Regions from separate parts of the Homo sapiens genome. Here region 1 is linked to region 2. The links are chromatin loops, found by intact Hi-C in ENCODE. Cell type or tissue: breast epithelium. All regions are shown on one strand.

Region 1 (8,000 bases), 94 kb before region 2:
CGTGGACTCCCGCTTCTTGGTCCTCAGCCTCTCCTCTGAACACATCTCCAGCCGTCTCTTAGACCCACTCCCAGGTGTCTCACGTTCAGAATTCCCCTTGGCTGCACCTGCCTAGCAAATGCATTGGCCTCAGCATGAATACCAGTCGACAGAATCTGTCTGTGCTTTTTTCAGTTTCCAGAGTATGATGACCTCTACTGCAAGTACTGCTTTGTGTACGGCCAGGACTGGGCCCCCACAGCGGTAAGCTGGACTCTTGGGCCTCCCTTACCGCCTTCATGACTTTTGGGGTTTCTGAAGGTGTCATATCCTTCCCCTCCCCATTCAGAACAAGTTAAGAGGTAGAGACTGAGTTCAGGGGAACCCAAACATGAGTGTTCCTGGTAAAGCGGGAGCAGAGGACACAGCCATGGTTGGACTCCCTGATCCATCCACCAAGACTGCACTCAGAAGCCCTACCCTGTGAGCTTCCCCGGGGCAGCAAAGAGCAACACCTGCAGTAGGAGGCAGGCCCCAGTGAGCCAGCCTGGACGTGGCTGAGCTGTGGACACTCTGGCCAGTCCGCTCACCATTTGGCCTCTCCTCAGCCAGTGGGGAGGACCTGGAGTAAAAAGACAGAGTAGGAGCTCTCCTTCCAGGACTTCCCAAGGGGTAGCTTGCCTCCACCAGGTGAGGGACTGTGGTGACAACTTCAGCCCGCTCTGTGCTCTGCTGTTTGCAAAGCACTTGTTTCATCTTCATAGCAGTTTAAGAAAAGGAGACTGAACTTATTTAAGCTCTCTGAGCCTCAGTTTCCTCATTTGTACAACTGAGATGATAATCCTTCTTTTCCCTTTATTGATTGTCTTCTGGGTGCTGGGGATGCAGGGGTGAGCAAAGCCAAACCAGAAGACCCTGCCTTCCCGGAGCGCACGTTCTTGCTGGGGGGTCAGATAATAAGGAGTGCATATTCTAGGATGTTAGTAAGCCAGAAGTGTGAGGGGAGACCAAGCCAGGAAGTGACAGGGATGAGTGATGAGAAGGAGGCTGCGATCTCGCTAAGGCTGCCAGGGAGGGCCTTGCCGAGAAAGTAACTTTTGAGGAAAGACCTGAAGGAAGTGAGGGAACAAGCCATGTGGAAACCCGTGAGAACTGTCCAGGCAGAAACAGCAGAGAGTGCAAAGGCCCTGGAGCAGGAGCTTGCCTGGCATGTTTGAGGACCAGCAAGGAGGCTGTGTGGCCACTGGAGAGCGAGCCAGCAGGAGAGTGGCTGGAGCAGAGAGGCACCTGGGCAGGTCTTGTCAGAGTAAGGACTGTGACCTTTACTCAAAGGGAGATGGGATCCCACTGGAGAACTTTCAGCAGAGAAAGTGATCTGACTTATGTTTTTAGAAGATTCCCTGGCTTCTACGACAAGGATAGACTCGGGGGGAAAGGGCAAGAGCAGGCAGCCCAGTTGGCTCTGACAGCAGTGGAGATGGGAGAGGAGGGCAGTGGCAGTGGGGTGGTGGGAGGGGCTGGACTGCAAGTATATTCTGAAGATAGAGCCGCTGGGTTCTTTTGATGGATGTGAGGTCTGAGAGAAGGAGGAGTTAGGATTCACAGCAGGGCTTTTAGCCTGAGCACTTAGAAGTAGGCAGCTGCCTTTCAGTGAGAAGAACAGATTGGGGAGAGCTACCTGGAGCTCAGCCTGGTGTGGGTTAAGGTTGAGGCACCCACTGGATATCCAAGAGGAGGTGCTGATCCAGAGTGCAGAGGCAAGGACCAGGCTGGAGACATAAATTTGGGAATCATCGACATCTAGAGCACATTGAAAGCCATGAGATGGATGAGATCACCAAGTACAGGTAGAGGAGCTGGCCAAAGATGCAGCCTTAGGACGGCAACACTGAGAAGGAACCAGCAAGAGCCACTGAGCAGGGGCCACCCTGTGCAGTGGAGAGACCCAGAAGCCAAGGGAAGACAGTGTATCAAGGAGTAAGCAGCTGCATCAGGTGCTGCTGATGGGTCAAGTAACACGAGGATAGAGAAATGACCATTGGATCTAGCAATGTTGGTCACGGGCATTAATGGAGAAAACCCTTTGGTAGAGTGCTGGAGCCAGCAGTCACATTGGAGTGGGGTCACAAAAGAATAGCAGGGGAGGAATTGGAGCCGGTGAGTGTGGCAGCTCTTTGAGGCAGTTTTGCTATAAAGGGAGCAGAGAAAGGGTTGGTGGGTGGAAGAAGCCGCAGAGTTGAAAGAGGACTATTTTTGATGGAGAAAACACATTTACGTATTTACCGATGGGGATACTCAGGTGAGGATGGGGATACTCAGGTGAGGGTGGGGATGCAGGAGAGTGTAAGCATGCTGGACCATTCCTTCAGTGGGGCAAGAGCTTGGGACCAGATCTAGTGCCCTTGTGCCCGGGAGAGTGGCTGGCCTCCCAGGGTTGTCAAGCTACGGCGTTAAAGTACCAGACTTAAAGAGGTACTCCATCATCTCTTAGTCCCCTTTGTTTGGAAGTTCGTGTCTTGGGAGAAGACAGCTGAGAAAACAGCCCTCCCAACTGCCTGCTGAAGGTAAGGGGAGGAGCCGCAGCAGCTTGGCTCTGCTCTGAATCCAGCCGTCTGTGTCACTGTCCTCACAGGGTCTGGAGGAGGGGATCTCACAGATCACATCCAAGAGCCAAGATGTGCGGCAAGCACTGGTGTGGAACTTCCCCATTGATGTCACCTTTAAAAGCACCAACCCCTACGGCTGTGAGTCTGCAGGGGCCCTGTGGGGTAGGGTGGCAGAGCTTTCACACAGCACCCCCAAGACAGCCTCTGCCTCATCCAGCCCATGACTGTTCACATTCAGATTGTCACCTGGGCTCTTGAAGCAGCCCTCAACGTTCTCTCTCGCCATCTGTCCCTTTCCCTCCTCTTCTTCCTCATCCCCACTCACCCCCTTCATCTGCTACAGGCTGTGCAGCTGGCCTTCTGGAAGTTCAGAGTGCATCAGGGCTAGTGGCCACGCCTGTAAAAGGCAGGCTCCCCACCCTGGCATGCAGGACTGTGGCTGTTTGGCCTGGAGGCCTGACTCTGTGCCTGCTGACTTCCCATGGCGTGTTGTGTTCCGGCTAGACCCTGGCACTTTCTCCTCCTGTGCTAGTCCCTCAACTTTCTTCATCTGAGCTTTATTCATGCCGATCCATCTGTCTGGATACCATTCCCACGTCCTATGTCTAACCTCTTTCCCAAGGGCTTCCTGGCTGGCATTGCTTACTTTCTACCTTGGCTGGTGGTTATTAACCATTCTGATTGTTCACTTGCACTTCATAAGTGCCTACTGTGCACAAAGCCTGGGCTTAGTCTCCATGGGGACTATGAATACTTTCACTGTGTGGACTTATCCGAGCTTCCCAATCATACCTGCTGGAGAGATTTCTCTCCATTTCTTTTCCCATATAAGGAAACTGACACTCAAAATTGACATCATTTGCCTTCTGCTTTACATCTAGTGACCAAGTGTGGATTTTAATTCAGGCCCATCTGATTTCACAATCTAGGCCTTTCTACTGCACGTGGCCTGGGCCTAGGCTTACCACGGTGTGGAGGGTCTGGAGCAGAAAATGCTTGGTGGTCCTCCTGAGCAGGGAATTCCATCCTGCTGTCATCATCCATGAGTAGGAAGTTTCAATAGACTTCCTGGAACAGTGCAATAGGTACTGTAGGTACTGGACGAACCTCCTCCTGCCGAGGACAGGTAGGAGAGGTAAATGTAATACACAAAAGCAAAAACAAAAAGCAACTACCTCAGAGGCATCAGAGAGCTAGCAAAGTAGAAGAGATTTACCAGGCAAGATCCAGGAGAACAGAAATCCAGAGAGGTTACCCCAATCCCATCTCCTCTGGGAGTGTTTGCTGATTTCAATAGAGGTGATTGAGAGACTGATCAAGACTTTTGACAGCCTCTCTGGGTCCAGGACACAAAAAAACTGATGTTCAGAGCCTTCCAAGGGGTTGGGAGGAGGGCCTCAGGTAAATCTCACCAACTGGGTTAAGACCTCAAAGAGCTGCCCTAGGAATAAGGGAGAGATGGAAGCAGAGCAGCCTCACAGGGATTTCAGCTCAGCCCCTGATGATTTCAACCTCCTGATTCTTCTATTCAGCTCCAAGATTGTTACACCAAGGCACCTGACAAAAACAAATTAGAAACCTCTTTGGGCTGGGCATGGTGGCTCATGCCTGTAATTCCAGCACTTTGGGAGGCTGAGGCAGGCAGATCGCCTGAGCTCAGGAGTTTAAGACCAGCCTGGGCAATATGGCAAAAATCTCTCTCTACTAAAAATACGAAAATTAGCTTGGCATGGGGGTGGGCGCCTGTAATCTTAGCTACTTGGGGGGCTGAGGCAGAAGGATCGCTGGAGCCTAGGAGGTCGAGGCTGCAGTGAGCAGAGATTATGCCACTGCACTCCAGCCTGGGTGACAAAGTGAGACCCTGTCTCAAAAAAAAAGAAAGAAAACTCTTTGGAGAAAGATAACATCTCATAGACATAAAATTATTTCTATATATTTTTTCAAATGTAGTATCTGGCATATAATGAGGCACACAAGAACCAAGACAACATAAATGATAACCAGCAAAAATAAGGCAATAAAGCAATAGAGATAAACAGAATCTCTAGACACTGAAATTGTCAGATATATTTTTACTATGATCAAAAGAGATAAAACAGACTGAGAATTATGGCAGAGAACTAGGAAGCCTGACTTTTTTTTTTGAGACTGAGTCTTGCTCTGTTGCCCAGGCTGGAGTGCAGTGGCACGATCTCAGCTCACTGCAAGCTCTGCCTCCTGGGTTCATGCCATTCTCCTGCCTCAGCCTCTCGAGTAGCTGGGACTACAGGCACCCACCACCGTGCCCGGCTAATTTTTTTTTTTGTATTTTTAGTAGAGACGGGGTTTCACCGTGTTAGCCAGGATGGTCTCGATCTCCTGACCTCGTGATCTGCCCGCCTCAGCCTCCCAAAGTGCTGGGATTACAGGCGTGAGCCACCACGCCCAGCCGATTTTTTTTTTTTTTTTTAATTGCAGACAGAGTCTTGCTCTGTCTTTCTGAGTAAAGTGGCGCCATTTCAGCTCATTGCAACCTCTACCTCCTGGATTCAAGCGATTCTTATGCCTCAGCCTCCCCAGTAGCTGGGACTACAGGCATGCACCACCATGTCCGGCTAATTTTTTGTATTTTTAGTAGATACAGGGTTTCACCATGTTGGCCAGGCTGGTCTTGAACTCCTGAGCTCAGGCAATCCTCCCACCTTGGCCTAAGAAAGTTCTGGTGTTACAGGCTTGAGCCCCATGCCTGGCCATATTTTTTAAACATTGTAATAGAAATTCTAGAATTGAAAAATATGATAACCAAAAGCAGGAATTCAGCAGATTAAACACAGCTGAAGAGATAACTATATACTGAAAGGTCAAAGGAAAATATCTACAGTGAAACCCAAGAATAGAAAATATAGATGAGAAGGTAGGAGACAGAGAATACTGAAAGTCTGCCATATGGAATTGGAATCCTGGAAGGAGGGGGAGAGGACAAGCTGGAGACAATATTGGAAGGGATAAATAGCTACAATTCTTTTCAAAAATGATGAGAGACATCAAGCCACAAATTCAAGAAGACAAAACTCAAGCAGGATAAATGGAAGAAACCCACCCCTAGGTGCATGATAATCAAACAGTTGAAAACCAAAGACAAAAAGAAAATCTTTTTTTTCTCTTTTTTTCGAGACGGAGTCTTGCTCTGTCACCCAGGCTGTAGTGCAGTGGCGCGATCTCGGCTCACTGCAACCTCCGCCTCCCAGGTTCAAGCAATTCTCCGCCTCAGCCTCCTGAGTAGCTGGGGATTACAGGTGCCTGCCACCATGCCTGGCTAATTTTTGTATTTTTAGTAGAGATGGGGTTTCACCATTTTGGCCAGGCTGGTCTTGAACTCCTGACCTCATGATCCAGCCACCTCAGCCTCCCAAAGTGCTGAGATTACAGGCATGAGCCACTGCACCCAGCCAAAAAGAAAATCTTGAAAGCAGCTAGTACACAGATGTATGCATTTGTCAAAATCCATTGAATAGTACACTTTAAGATTTATGTTTCATTATGCATAAATTTTATCTCAAAAGAACTGTGAACAAATATTGAGCTCTATTTGCTGACATGCATAGTGAAGTATTTTGGGGAAAGTGTCCAGAGATCTGTGATTTACTTTGAAATTCCTCACAAGTAGGAAGAGTTGACTGAGGCATGGGGAGAGGCAGTAAAGCAAGTAGACTCAGCTGTCAGTGGTGATCCGGTAGTGAGTCAGCGCCAGTACATTGGAATTCTTTTAGCTTTTCAGGAGGAGTGGAGTATTTTCTTTGACCACAGTGAACTTAAGCTAGGGACCAATAGCAAGGATAATGAGAAAAATCTCCATATGTTTGAAAAATAAGAAAATAACTTCTAAAAACAACCCATATGTCAAAGAAGAAATACTGATGGAATAATGGAATTTTGAATTGAATGATAATAAAAATACTGAGCTATTTGAATTTGCAGGGGGCAGTTAAAGTCATGGATAGAGGGAAATTTTGTCATTTTATTTTATTTTTAATTTTTATTTATTTATTTAATTTTTTGAGACAGAGTTTTGCTCTTGTTGCCCAGGCAGGAGTGCAATGGCACGATCTCGGCTCACTGCAACCTCCTGCTCCTGAGTTCAACCGATTCTCCTGCCTCAGCCTCCTTAGTAGCTGGGATTACAGGCATGTACCACCACGCCCGGCTAATTTTGTATTTTTAGTAGAGACAGGATTTTTCCATGTTGGTCATGCTGGTCTCGAACTCCTGACCTCAAATGATCCGCCCACCTCGGCCTCCCAAAGGGCTGGGATTACAGGCGTGAGCCACCATGCCTGGTCGTATTTATTTATTTTTTGAAATGAAGTCTCGTTTTTGTTGCCCAGGCTGGAGTGCAATGGCGGGCGGTCTTGGCTCACTGCAAACCTGCCTCCCGGGTTCAAATGATTCTCCTGCCTCACCCTCCCAAGTAGCTGGGATTACAGGCGCCTGCCACTATGCCCAGCTGATTTTTTTTGTGTTTTTATTAGAGATGGGGTTTCACCATGTTGGCCAGGCTGGTCTCAACTCCTGACATCAGGTGATCCACCCACCTCAGCCTCCCAAAGTGCTGGGATTACAGACCTGAGGCACTGCGCCTGACCAATTTTGTAATTTTAAATGCATGTTAGAGAAGAAAATAGGCTGAAAAATTAATGATTTCAGCATCTCTCTTAAGAAATTAGTGGCTGGGTACGGTGGCTCATGCCTATAATCCCAGCATTTTGGGAGGCTGAGGCGGGTGGATCACGAGGTCAGGAGTTCAAGACCAGCCTGGCCAACATGGTGAAACCCCATCTCTACTAAAATACAAAAAATTAGCCAGGTGTGGTGGTGGGCTTCTGTAGCCCCAGCTACTCAGGAGGGTGAGGCAGGGGAATCGCTTGAACCCAGGAGGTGGAGATAGCAGTGAGCTGAGATCGCGTCACTACACTCCAGCCTGGCGACAGAGTGAGACTCCATCTCAAAAAAAAAAAAGAAGTAGTAAAAGAAGGCTGTGTGTGGTGGCTCACGCCTGTAATCCCAGCACTTTCGGAGGCCAAAACGGGTGGATCACCTGATGTCAGGAGTTCGAGACCAGCCTGGCCAACATGGTGAAACCCCATCTCTACTAAAAATATTAAAAATTAGCCAGGCATAGGCTGGGCGCAGTGGCTCATGCCTGTAATCCCAGTACTTTGGGAGGCCAAGGCGGGCGGATCCCCTGAGGTCGGGAGTTCGAGACCAGCCTGGCCAACATGGAGAAACCCTGTCTCTACTAAAAATACAAAATTAGCCAGGCATGGTGGCACGTACCTGTAATTCCAGCTACTCGGGAGGCTGAGGCAGGACAATCACTTGAACCCGGGAGGTGGAGGTTGCAGTGAGCCAAGATCATGCCATTGCACTCCAGCCTGG
Region 2 (8,000 bases):
GGCGCCTGTAGTCTCAGCTACTCCGGAGGCTGAGGCAGGAGAATGGCACGAACCCGGGAGGCGGAGCTTGCAGTGGGCCAAGATCGCGCCACTGCACTCCAGCCTGGGCGACAGAGCGAGACTCCGTCTCAAAAAAAAAAAAAAATAAAATAAATAATAATGTTGAGATGGACATCTATGGGGTGTTTGTGTGGACAAGTTTTCAGTTCTCCTGGGTATATACTGAGGAGTGAAGCTGCTGGGTCATATGGTAACTACACGTTTAACTTTTGAGGAACTGCCAAAATACTATGGCATTTCTAAGACAAAGATTAAAACTAAGAACATTCAACTGTATGCCACTTAAAATTATGTTGGGAAATACTGGGGAAGGCAAAGCTACTAAGGTTGATTTTTTATTTTTGTTTGGAGCAGGGAACTCACGTCTTCAGGATGGTATTTCTGAATCTTGATCAAGCAGCAGTGGGAGAAAGGATTAGGGCAGAGGCGGAAGTAGGAAGACAGAAAGACGACTGAGAAGCCACACAACACAATGAGCAGAGTCCAGAGCCTGAATCCAGCTGCGGGGGAATGGGAAAGGAAGGTGATGGACATAAACAGAGTGGAAACATGAACCCTGATGACCAAATGTCAGTGTGGGTGGGGTAGAAGGGGTGGAATAGCCAGGAGGACGGAGTCACCCTTAACAGAAAGGGAAGGTGGAGAGGTTCCAGACGAAGGCAGGAGGCAGCATACTTAGTTTTATTTCAAACAAACATGGCTGGAGGTGCTGGCAGGACAGGCCTGGAGGAGAATGAAAATGGCCTAGTGGAGCTGGTGCCCAGGACCAGGGCACAGGAGGGGCACTGTGGCCAACATGTTCATCTCAGAGGAGCAGGTGAGAGGCATAAGGGAGAGAGAGAGAGCAGAGGAAGATGGGGACAAGAATGCAATTAAGGAGGAGGCAAGTAGACATCGGCCAAGTCCAAGAAAGGGCCAAGAGCAGGGCAGGGACACAAGAGAACCATCCAGTGCCAGGGAAGCAGAGAATGAAGAGATCATGCCTTTCTGCCCCATGCAGAGCAGTGCATGCTTGGGAAGTGTCTTCACCTTCTAATGACCACCAACGAATAGTTCAGACACCTTTGTGTGAGACCGCATGTAACTTCCTAGACGTTCTTTTTTTTTTTTTTCCTGAGAAAGGGTCTCACTGTCACCCAAGATGGAGTACAGTAGCACAATCATAGCTGATTACAGCCTGGACCTCCCAGGCACAAGTGATTCTCTTACCTCAGTCTCCTAAGTACAGGTGTGCACCATCAAGCCCAGCTTATTATTTTTTGTAGAGATGGGGTTTCCCTATGTTGGCCAGGCTGGTCTCGAACTCCTGGGCTCAAGCAATCCTCCTGTCTCGGCATCCCAAAGTGCTGAGATTGTAAGTGTGAGCCACCATGCCTGGCCACCGGACCTTCTTGGTCACTGGTACACACCTCTGCACCATGCCACCTTCCCCTCCAGTTTCAGGACAAAACCGAACCTATCATCCCCAGCTCCACACCTGCCCCCTTCTCCTTCCCTCCAGGGATGCTCTGCCCAGGATCCACCACCTGCTGCCCAGCTGACTGAGCCAGAGGCCTTGGAGCTCGCCTGGGCTTCCGGCTTTCCCTCCACCCTCCTTCCTTCCTCCCACGACCTCTGGACTGCAGGCTCTCAAGGGACAGAGACCCCGACTGTCTCCTTGATGCTGCATGCTGGGCCTGGCACAGTGCCTGGCACACATCTGCTGCAAGAATGAATGACTCTACAGGGCACCGAGTCCAGCCCCACCTGCTCACACACTCCCCCCTTTCTCTCTCCCTTCCTCCAAGCTCTCTGATCCTCTCTACACCCTTACCAAACCACAAATGCCCTCACTGAACATAAAACATGGCCTATGAATATTGGTAAGTTTTAAAATAACTACCTGGCAGAATGAAAAGATCACTGCTCTACCCAGCACCTTTTAGTCACCTCACTGAATCTCAGTTTAGTTTCCTCATTTGTAAAATGGAAATGGCAGCCAGCGAGAATCAGCAAGATAAGGAACATGAGAGAGCTGTAGGAAATAAGGCTGCACTTTCTGCTTCACTACAGGTTTCCCCACATGCCTCACATGCTTTTGACGGGCCCTCTTCAGGTCCCACTGGTCCTTTGACCATGCCTCTCAAAGAAAAACAAAAATGGGAGCAAGCTGACATCCCAACAGGAGGGGAATTTTTTAGTTTACTTCGCACTAAATTTAACAGCATAAACAAACTGGAGTTCGCAAACCATATAATTTTTATAATTCCTAAAAGATTAGAAGTATGCTACCAAATGTCAAAACACAAAACCAAAAGGAAATCAAAGTTGTTATTTTCCTTTTGGTTTTATCTCCATTGGCCAAATGCTTTTTGTTCAAACAATGTTTACACTGCCATTGTCCTGCTTTGTTTAGAAAAATAATAATAAAGGGGCGCGTTTCCAGCACTGACAACTGGGTGCGTGTGCAGATCTGCCCAGCTGCTCCTAAACTCAGAAATCGCTCTACTTTAGAAACTTGTGCCGAGAGGCCAAGGAAGAACTGTTTACTTGCCCTCCAAATATACACTGGCTACATCCATGCCCCTAACCCCCCTTCTCGCTCCAGCCCCCCTCTTTCCTTCAGCCACCACAGGGAGGACCAGGCCAAGAAAACAGGGATGTTCTTCAGCATATTTATGCCTCACAAGGAAAACATAAGCCCAAGGCCTCAGGAAGGCCAGGTCTGGTGACTCAGTGACTGCAGACTCAGCTGCTGCTGGTCAAATGCACCAAGGTGACAGCTATAATTTACTGAATGCCTACCATGTGCCAGGCACTGACCCAGGGGTTTCATGGCACTGATCTTGCTGCACTTTTGCAAGGCAGGCATTACACAAGAGAGAGGATAACATACAGCAAATCACAGAACTGGGATGAAGCTCTCAGCCACAATGCCTCCTGTGAAACTCAGAAGTGCTCAATCCTAAACCTCCATTCTACTTATATTACTTCTATGTGGTTGCCCTTCTCTGTTCCAATATCATCATACCCATCTAAGACGCTCCTTGGAAGATGTGAGGTTTTTCCACCAACCAGCTTTCAAGGCCAACCCACGTAATTTCTATCCTGGAACTCCCTCCTTACTAGTGAACGCTTTCCGGAATGACTTGTCCAAACAAAACCACTCTCATGGGCCCCAGGGATGGGCCCCACTTCTCTTCTCTTCTAAAGTACTGATCCTAGTCACCAAGTATTTCCAGTTCACCCACTTCTAGGCCTATGACAGAAGTGCATTTTCCCACCTCCTCTGAAGTCAGCCATGGCACGGCAATGAGATGAGATAGAAATGATGTGTGTCACTCTCTGCTGAACAGTAAAAGGCAGGTGCCACATTCCCTGCGGTGGTGACAGTGGGTGCCTATGTCAGGATGGAGCCTCCTTATCTATCCAGAGACAGGAAAGCATGTCTACACAGGGACTCATGTACCATGTTCACAGCTGTGTTACTCACGACTGCCAAAGACTGGAAACAACTTTGTCCAATTGATGAACAGATCAACAACATGTGATCTATCCACACAATGGAATATTATTCAGCCTTAAAAAGGAAGTTCTGGCCCATTCTACCATATGGATGAACCTCGACAACATTACACTGAATGTAAGAAGCCAAACACAAAAGCCCACACACTGTATGACTCCATTTATGTGGAATGTCCAGAACAGGCAAATCCACAGAGACAGAAAGCAGACTGATAGTTGCCAGGGGCTGGAGAGAATGGGAGGGGAAATGACTGCTTAATGGGTACAGGGTTGCTTTTGGGGGTAATAAAATGTTCTAAAATAAGATTATGCTGATGGTGAACTTTATTGCAGTTGCCAGGGGCTGGAGAGAATGGGAGGGGAAATGACTGCTTAATGGGTACAGGGTTGCTTTTGGGGGTAATAAAATGTTCTAAAATAAGATTATGCTGATGGTGAACTTTATTGCATGGCAAATAAATTATGCATCAATAAAACTGTTTTTGTTTTGTTTTGTTTTGTTTTTGAGATGGAGTTTTAACGCTCCTGTTGCCCAGGCTGGAGTGCAGTGGTGTGATCTCGGCTCACGGCAACCTCCGCCTCCTGGGTCCAAGCGATTCTCCTGCCTCAGCCTCCTAAGTAGCTGGGATTACAGGCATGTGCCACTACACCCAGCTAATTTTGTATTTTTAGTAGAGACAGGGTTTCTCCATGTTGGTCAGGCTGGTCTTGAACTCCCGACCTCAGGTGGTCCGCCCGCCTTGGCCTCCCAAAGTGCTGGGATTGCAGGCATGAGCCACTGCACCTGGCCTGTTTTTTTTTAGATGGAGTCTTGCTCTGTTGCTCAGGCTGGAGTGCAGTGGCACAATCTCAGCTCATTGCAACCTCTGCCTCCTGGGTTCAAGCAATTCTCCTGCCTCAGCCTCCCAAGTAGCTGGGACTACAGGGATGCGCCACCATGCCTGGCTGATTTTTGTATTTTTAGTAGAGATGGGTTTCACCACGTTGGCCAGGCTGGTCTCGAACTCCTGACCTCAAGTGATACACCCACCTTGGCCTCCCAAAGTCCTGGGATTACAGGTGTGAGCCACCACTCCCAGCCAATAAAACTGTTAACAAAACAAAATAAGACAAAACAAAAAGCTTGTGCCACCATCATCCTAGGTTCATGAGTGACTATGAGTGAAGTCTCCTGACTACATACACTGGACATGCCCCATGAAAAAGAAATGAGCCTCTGCTGTTAGGCCACTGAGGTGAGAGGGTTGGCTGTTCTCACATCATGTAGCCCATCCTGATACACCTCAAACACATCCACGCTATCATAAGTTCATACCGAAAATGTGTCTAAGGCCAATTAACTTAAATCCTGGAAGGAAGCCAAAGGTGTGGTTCTGTCCCAAAGCCACTGTCCAAATCTTCAAACATAAGGAGATGGGGCAGAGGGAAGGGGAGGAATAGAATTATTTAAAGACTCTGCCTAGATCAGAATAATTCCTAGCCTGAAAAAAATTTATAACTCATAAGACAATGAACTAACCTTCCAAAAATATAAAAAACACCTTCAGAAATTGAGAAAAAACCAATAACCCAAGAGAAAAATCGAAGAACTGTCCACAGAAAACTATAAATGGTCCTTAAACATATGACAACATGATCAGCTCCTCTTCAGAAAAATACAAATTAAAACTATACTGAGATATTATTTACAAGTGTCAGGCTGGCAGAACTCCAAGCATTTGACTACACCTTGTGTTGACGAGTCAGTGGGGAATCAGGCATCAACACCGCCAGTGGGAGTGCAACATGGAACAAGCCCTGTAGAGGGCAACTGGGCAAAATCTGTCAAAATTACAACTGTGTTTCCTCTTTGACTCAGCAATGTGCCTGCGGGATGCCACCCTGCAGGACCACTGCAATGTGGGAAACGATGTGCACGTGAGACAACTGTCGCCGGCATGTCATGAAACAAGCTGGAAACAGCCAGGTGCCTTTCCTCAGGGGTGAGTATTCAAACAGGGACAACTTCACAGTGCAACACAGCTGAAAGAGAATGACAACCATTCTCCATGCACTGATATGGAAAAATCTCTACAATAAGTTAAAAAAAGCACAAGATGAAGAACAGTACACACAGAATGCTATCTTTCATTTACTGAAAAGGGAGAAATAATAATACACAATTTGTGTTTGCTGTACTTGCATTAAGAAAAACTAGAAGGGTATTCAAACTGCTACAGGTGGTTACCAGGGAGGAGGGAGGACAGAGATGAGATCAGGAGTGAGGGGCAAAATTTCTTAAAATATATTTTAATATATTTTCATTTTAGAAACGTGACTGTATTGCCTATTCAAAAGAGCATTTCATTAAAAAAAAAAAAAGTTCCATTCTCAAAAAAAAGAAAAAATACCAGAGCCACATCAAAGCCTTTGGCCAACAGGTCTCAGATGCCAGGGCCAAGAGCAGCCCAGGAGTGACCACCAGCCCAGGTCCACCTGTGTCCTTCCGCCACCAACCCGTGTAAGAGCCCATTACCAAGACCTGTGAAGCTGGAGGGCAGGGACCCTGCACCGTCCCGCGTCTGTCCCTTCCTTTCTGTGACTCTCTTCCAGGCCCCTCCAGCTTCACATTTGGAAGGCTATAAATGGCCTTTAATGCTTCCCCCACTGTCAATGCCCCCATCCAGCCTGCTATCCACTCAGTCTGGGTTTCCTTCCTCCTGGCCCTCTCCCATGGGCTGTCCAAAGCATCGTGCACAAATCCAGCACAGCCCTGTGTCCCTCCCATCATAAGGTAGCAGATTCAAGAAGGGAAGAACCAGAGCTCCTGGCATCCACTTGTGCAGCAAGTCCTTCCTCAGCTTCTGCTTTCCTGCTACCTGCCAGGCACTGGGCTGGTGCTGAAGGATGGAGGTCAACCTGACACAGTCCCTGTCTGCAGAGAGCTCCAGTGGCACAGTCCACAGGGAGTGTGGAAACATAATCCTACAGTGGAAGTCTAAAGGGCACAGGACAGCAGACTGGGCTTTTAGGCCAGCCATGGAGTGTGCAAGGGGGCAGACGAGGTGGGTATGCAACAGGCAAAGCACATTCCAAGCAAAATGAGGAAAAGCAAGTGAAGAAACGCCACAGGCCAAAGCAGTAAGGCAGAATACCCATGGTAAAGATAAAGAAGTCCGTCCCTTCCTCCGGGCATTTAGGAGCGAGGGGTCGCTCTCTCAAGGCCCATCTGCGAACAAAGTCCCATCCACCTTGCTCTAGGCACCCTTGGCCTTTTCCCTGGAACTAGGCAAGCCTGGCCTTCATTTAATCAGGGAACAGGGAGAGTGTAAAAGAGAAAAAAACAAAAACTGCAAGCAAAGATCAAAAGTTTTGACCCCTAAAGACCCAATACTCAGCCGGGCGCTGTGGCTCATGCCTGTAAACCCAGCACTTTGGGAGGCCGAGGCGGGCAGATCACAAGGTCAGGAGATTGAGACCATCCTGGCTAACACGGTGAAACCCCGTCTCTACTAAAAATACAAAAAGTTAGCCAGGCGTGGTGGCAGGCGCCTGTAGTGCCAGCTACTCAGGAGGCTGAGGCAGGAAAATGGTGTGAACCCGGGAGGTGGAGCTTGCAGTGAGCCGAGATCGTGCCACTGCACTCCAGCCTGGGTGACAGAATGAGACTCCATCTCAAAAAAAAAAAAAAAAAAAAAAGACCCAACACTCAAAAGATGCCAGATCAATAACCTACGACTCTCACATTTGACAAAAACAGCAGCAAAACCATGTTTCCCTATCACCAAAAGGAGAAACACCTGAAGCTAATGGATTCCAAATTGTATTTCCATAAGCCTTATAGGGCGGTTTTCAAAAAATCACAAATTTCCAAGACTTGATTCAGCAGCCGCTATGTTATATAATGAATTTTTTTCTTTGAAGGCAGATAATATTTGTTTCCCCATTCCAAATTATAAACTGATTTTTTCTTCCAAATGGAAAAAAGATTCCTTCACAGTAGCCTTTTAATTCTATCAAATGGATTTCTTAAATATCCACCAGTTGGTAATATGATGTGGCACACACATAGACTTCCAATGTGTATGGGCCACACACGTGGTGGGCCGTCGGCTAGACTCATTGACACAGCGGTCTCACCCCTGTGGCTGCACTCTTGTGGGAAGGCTGGGGTTGGCTCTGTGACCAGTCAGGTGGGCCTAACACCAGTGGGCAGGGAACCAGAGACCTTTCCCTGTGTGGGAACCCTGCTCACAGGGTCTCACAAACCGCGCTGTCCACACGCAGCATCGACGCCAAGGGCCCCCAGAAGGAAATTACTAGACACTGGCTAGACCCACAGCCTGGACTAGCTCTCTAGGTTAAATCACAGTTAGCTGCTGAGTCTCAGGCAAACACATTTCCTGAGGAATTGGCCTGTTTTCCCTTCTGAAAACTCCTGAAAAGAGAGGCAATAA

The links. Peaks named below come from ENCODE experiments on the same cell type or tissue, not always from the same donor. Only the 100,000 strongest peaks of a DNase experiment are listed, where the experiment ranks them.
Region 1: a loop joins it to region 2, with 7 times the contacts of the local background. A loop is called at or near these places in 2 of 110 quality-filtered maps.

The regions. Positions count from the first base shown.
Region 1 is chr17:19,352,563-19,360,562 of GRCh38, reverse strand. It overlaps B9D1 (B9 domain containing 1), which reads left to right. Exons shown (of 7, transcript NM_015681.6): 2 at 175-243; 3 at 2,612-2,723. Among named protein-coding and RNA genes, the nearest start is that of B9D1, 6.2 kb to the left of the region's middle. RefSeq lists an enhancer at 2,362-2,861. In breast epithelium, no CTCF peak of the experiment used is centred here; no DNase peak of the experiment used is centred here; H3K27ac peaks cover 1,362 bases.
Region 2 is chr17:19,258,551-19,266,550 of GRCh38, reverse strand. All of the region lies in intron 1 of EPN2 (epsin 2), which reads right to left. Among named protein-coding and RNA genes, the nearest start is that of EPN2-IT1, 8.8 kb to the left of the region's middle. In breast epithelium, no CTCF peak of the experiment used is centred here; no DNase peak of the experiment used is centred here; H3K27ac peaks cover 2,154 bases.